2 separate regions of the Mus musculus genome follow, and region 2 is linked to region 1. A link is a loop called in an ENCODE intact Hi-C map of the cell type or tissue named here. Cell type or tissue: left cerebral cortex. All regions are shown on one strand. Links, peaks and the distances in the headings refer to the core of each region. The heading gives the core; the rest is flanking DNA. Region 1 overlaps Slco4c1 (solute carrier organic anion transporter family, member 4C1). Region 2 has its middle 4.7 kb from the start of Slco6b1.

Evidence for each region. Peaks named below come from ENCODE experiments on the same cell type or tissue, not always from the same donor. Only the 100,000 strongest peaks of a DNase experiment are listed, where the experiment ranks them.
Region 2: a loop joins it to region 1, with 4 times the contacts of the local background. A loop is called at or near these places in 26 of 42 quality-filtered maps.

The regions. Positions count from the first base shown.
Region 1 is chr1:96,851,209-96,854,024 of GRCm38, reverse strand. The region is part of intron 2 of Slco4c1 (solute carrier organic anion transporter family, member 4C1); the gene reads left to right. Among named protein-coding and RNA genes, the nearest start is that of Panct2, 19 kb to the left of the region's middle. In left cerebral cortex, for the core only: no CTCF peak of the experiment used is centred there; no DNase peak of the experiment used is centred there.
Region 2 is chr1:97,000,824-97,003,639 of GRCm38, reverse strand. It overlaps the pseudogene Gm9499. Among named protein-coding and RNA genes, the nearest start is that of Slco6b1, 4.7 kb to the right of the region's middle. In left cerebral cortex, for the core only: no CTCF peak of the experiment used is centred there; no DNase peak of the experiment used is centred there.

The sequences.
Region 1 (2,816 bases), core at 13-2,512:
CCTACCTATAGGAACACTTACCAGCACTGGGGAGACAAAGAGACACAGTGAACAGCCATCCTGTAGTGTAAGAGGTGAGGTGTCAGCCAATGTTGTCTATAAACTTCAAGGTAATAAATAGTTTCAGCCTTAGTTCTATTCAGTCTGTTACAGTTGCTTAACACTGTGGTTGCCCCAAGAAAGCAGGCCTCGTAACATATTAAAGAAATGGGCATGTTGTGTTTCCATCAACTCCTACTTAGAAAAGCAGTGCAGGCGATGGAATGGGGTAATTGTTTGTATTCTCAGGCCTTTGTGGCTGCGGGTGTTTGGACTTTGGCAGTACTGAATTCCCAATGGAGAAAAGCTCTGGAGTGTTCCCTTTGCTAAAGTCTAACCTTGCCTTTGCTAGAAGGTGAGTTTACTGGGCCGAGAAAGAGACTGGTCTTGTTTATTGCTATATTTGTCATGTATTGGGATAGTTTATATAATTACATTTTTTGTCTCTCTGCTCATTTTGACATTCTCACCATTTTGCATTTCTATCAGCTCTTAACACACTTTTATAATATTCAGGTCATCCAATTTTATGAATTATTAGGCTTTTATTTTGCATCATTTCCATTATTTTTGGGTCAGTCTTTCAGCCATGCAGAAGTCATAATGGCTGTTTCTCAGGGGTTAAAGGGGTTAAGGTGTACATGGCCTTATAAAGTCTAATTAATAGAACTAACACAGAAGGCCGTTGCTATTAAGTCTTACTTTAAAATGTATTTTTAGAGTAAATTTTGCTTTTGCAACAATAAATTCACAGAAGATCTAATGAATGCTCATTGTTTGAAATGTTCTCTCACTGCCCGCTCTGATCTAAGATTCAAAATAACGTCCACCTTCAGAAGTGAAACTGGCCCCCTTTCCCAAGTGGGTTTCAAGGGGTGCACTGAGGATCTAAGCTGAAGAAAACTGTAACTCTCACGAAAAAGACAAATCTGAATCTTTTGTATAACACAAATTCTTTTTTAACCATACATTTTTATAGGCTATTTTATTTATTTACATTTCAAATATAACACAAGTTCTTAACATTTTATTACATCAAAAGCATAAGTGGGTTTATTGGCCCAGAGTCATTATCGGTGGTGAAGGCAGAGTAGGATTGTAGACTATGTGTAGTCTCCCTAACCCATGCCAGGGAGTTCAGATATCACCTATTTATTTATTTATTTATATTGAAACTGCTAGCAAGGGAGTAGAAATATTCAGGCTTTGTACATTCAGGCTATATATCCTGGAGAGTGGATAACTCCACAATGTCATCAAAGGTCTGGAGGACTTAGGAGTGATTACTAAAATATTATTCCTCATTGATACGTGTTTGTCCAGTGCAAATTCACTCAAGAACAACTGTCAGTCATTGCAAGCACTAGCAGGAGGTGGTACTTGTTGCAGCTCCAACTCCAGATTTGGTATCTGTTCTTTAATACTTTGGTGTTCTCTTACACATGGGATACAGTTCTTTGTTACTTACAAAGACAGGGAAGGTTTGCTGTTCTGTAGGGCCATACAATCACAACATTATTACGTATTTAAGACAAAGTCTTTTGTTCCTAAAAACTTATGCTCTATTTTATTATTTATTTTGAGTGTGTGGTGGTGTCTTAGGGTTTTACTGCTGTGAACAGACACCATGACTAAGGCAACTCTTATAAAGAACAACATTTACTTGAGGCTGGCTTATAGGTTCAGAGGTTCAGTCCATTATCATCAAGGTGGGAGCATGGCAGTATCCAGGCAGGCATGACACAGGCAGAGCTAAGAGTTCTACATCTTCATCCAAAGGCTGCTAGTGAAAGACTGACTTCCAGGCAACTAGGATGAGGGTCTTAAGCCCATACCCACAGTGACACACCTACTCCAACCAGGTCACACCTATTCCAACAAGGCCATACCTACGAATGGTGCCACTCCCTGGTCCAAGAATATACAAACCATGACAGGTGGTATGGGCATGTGTGTGCGCACAGCATTGCAAGCATGTGGAGGCCCGAGAATAGTTTGCAGAAGTCATTTCTCTCCTACTTCATCGCTTCTTGTGATTAAACTTGGGTCTTTAGGGATCTGCCCATTGACCAGCATACTATCTCAGTATTATGTAAATTCTCATGATCTTTGCTGTAACACTGTTGTAGACAATTAGTCATGCATGCAAATATTTTTATTACAGCTACTAGAGAATGGAAAGACTCTTCTGCAGTTTCTTTCTAGAGTAGGGTACAGTGACATGTCTTAACATGAGGCAATGCATAGGAAATGCCCCCATAGCAAACAATTATTTGTTATCTAATAACAACAGTTCCAAAGCAGTGATTATTTCATAGCATAGAATGTCACACTGGCCGTCAATATTGATGGAATTAAGCGAATTGGATATGATGTACTGAAAGCAACTGGTAAAGTGCATGCATGCCAGAAGATAAAGGACTACTAAAGCAGTGAAATCTGCTAGGACTTAGCTTCTGAGACCCTGTCACAGTGTCCATTGTGTGCCTTACATACTATGCTATAACCACAACACTTAGCATGGCTTAGAGTTCAGAAACACCGTCTAAATTGTTAGTCAGCTATTAGACTTTGTATATGGCTACCAGGTTTCAGTGGGAAGAAAATAAGTCAAAGTTCTGTACCAGATGCTGGCTGTGTTGGTTGCAGAGTGGGTGGAAATGGGCAACTTCTGGCAGGTTTTTCTAGGGAAATGAGGGAGACTAATTGTGTTTTTCTCAGTGAAATAGCAACCATTTGTTTCTTTTCTGCATTACTGGTTTGCAGGCCTATACTGT
Region 2 (2,816 bases), core at 16-2,515, 150 kb before region 1:
AACGTAGGGAACTGACTATATATTCTGAAAGAAAAGGGAGAAAACAATGTTCTTGATAATTAAAAAGAAAAGAGACATATTCAATCTATTGAAAAAAAAAAACCCAAAACAAAAAACCTCTCATGTCACTCTCTTAGAAACACATTCAAATAACAGAGGAATAAAATGTATACCCTGGTTTCTTTCTTCTTCCCATGTCTGCATTGTGTAAACCTTGCAGGATGTAGCTATTTCAGAGGAACTGAAAAGAAGAAATGGAGGTTTTATTAGTCTGTTTTCTACTATTTTTGCAAAATTCTTTAGGCTGAATATCTAAAAACAATGAGGTTTTTACTCAAAGTTTTGGGTGCTGAGAGTTCATCCACAGGTGGTTCTGTTTGGAACTGTTGCCTATGGCACAGTATGAAAGTGCATCGAAGACAGACAGACAACATTTGAAATAGGAAGCCTAAGAGTAGAATGACTCAGTTTTGCTCTGCTTGTAACAACATGCTCTTATAAGAACTAACTCTATGATTTAAAAATATATATAATCTGAAATGGCAATGCCATACAATAACCTATTTATGTGTTTGTAGTCCCTGCTTGTTAAATGTGCCCACCATTACATTAACTCTATTATCTTCTCAGTGTATCCCCCCCAACAAAGAAAAGAAAACCACCCTATCATGTCACTCTCCAAGAAACACATTCAAATTACAGAGGAATAAAAGGTATATCCTTTTGTCTTCCCGCATTTACATTGTATAAGCCTTGCCAGGTGAAAAAGTATACTACTATACTAGTTCATGTTAGCACATGAACTGGGTTCTCTGCTCCTCCCTGTTCCAGAGACAGCCATATCTCCTTATACACAGTGGTGAAAGTCAGAGTGAATGAATTTGGCCATATTGGCACCTTCTTATCTGGAAAAGTGGAGATTGTTGAAATCAATGACCCCTTCACTGGCTTCAAATATATGGTCTATGTGTTCCAATATGACTCTACCTGTGTCAAACTTAATGGCACAGTCAAGGCTGAGAATAGGAAGCTTATCATCAATGGGAAAGCCCGGCACCATCTTCCAGGAATGAGATCCCGCTAGCATCAAATGGGGTAATGCTGATACTTAGTATGTTGTGGAGTCTACTGGCATCTTTACCACCATGGAGAAGGCCAGGGCCCACTTGAAGGGTGTGGCCAAAAGGATCATCATCACTGTTATTTCTTCTGATGCCCCTATGTTTGTGATGCACAAGAAGTATGATGACTCACTCAAGATTTTTAGTAATATTTCCTAGACCACCAACTACTTAGCACTCTTGGCCAAGGTCATCCATGACAACTTTGGCATTTTGAAAGGACTCATGACCACAGATCATGACATCACTGCCACACAGAAGACTATGGCTGGCCCCTCTGGAAGGCTGTGGTATGATGGCCATGGGACTGCCCAGAACATCCATTGGTGCTGACAAGTCTGTGGGCAAGTTCATATGACACATGAAGGGGAAGCTCCCTGGCATAGCCTTCTGTTTTCCTACTGCTAATGTATCCATCATGAATCTGTCATGCCGTCTGGAGAAACCTGCCAAGTATAATGACATCAAGAAGGTGGTGCAGCAAGCATCTGTGGGCCCATTAAATTTGCATCCTGGGTTACACTGAGAATCGGGCTGTCTCCTATAACTTAAATAGTAATTATCATTCCCACTTTTGATGCTGTGTCTGGCATTTCTCTCAAGGACATCTTTGTAAGGCTTATTTCCAGATATGACAATGAATATGGTTACATCAACAGGGTGGTAGACATCATGGCCTATATGGCATCCAAAGAGTAAGAAACCCTCGACCACCAAACCCAGCAAGAACGTTGAGAACAAGAGAGAGGACCTCAGTTGCTAAGGAATCCCTGTCCCAACTTGGCTCCCAACACTGAGCATCTCTCTCAAAGTTTCCATCCCAGATCACCATAATAATGGAAGGGCCTAGAGAGACATACTCTCTTAAATAACATAAAAAAACTTTGCTGCACCCCCCCAAAAGACACAAACAGAAGAGCTAAAGTATGAAAAGGATAACAGAAGATAATATGTCACTTCATGGGACAGAGAACTGGTCTGTAGCTGGCAATCATCTCTTTTAATTTGTTGTTCCATTAACCATTCAAAATTTTTATTTCAGCTTATGATAAGTAATTACAATTGCTTACATAATATACTCTAGGTCTTCCAAAGAGATTTAAAATCAAAACAAAACAAAACAAAACAAAACAAAACAAAACAAAATTTTCTAAAAAGGCAGGCTGACATGATCTGGGTTTCCTGAAACTCCCTCTACTTGTGGATAGTCAACTTTGTCAGCAAACATATAGTCATTCTGTTAGAACTTATATTTATCACAGTACTTCGTGTACTGTATAAATTTTAATTTTGATTTGCCCTCTACTCTGTTTCTCCAAATTCTGTTGCTATCTTAGCATAGACTCCTGCTATGAAATACTGAACTTTAATGGTACTAAATTGATCTGAATGCATTGGAGATGGAATACAGAGAAGTGAAGTTAAAACCAAAATCCAAAAAACAAAAACAAAAACAAAACAAAACAAACAAACAACAACAACAACAAAAACAAATCCATGGGTGCAGTTTTACTGAAGTGATTGTAAATGAAGGAGAAACCTTACTTCCTCAAAATGAGTGAAAACTACCCAATGATAGTTACGCACAGGACAGTATTCAGAATGCCATCTATCTTTTCTCCAACATCACTGTCAAAACCCAGCTCTTTCCTTGGGAGACACGATGAAAGGAGCAGTCTGAAATCTTATTTATTT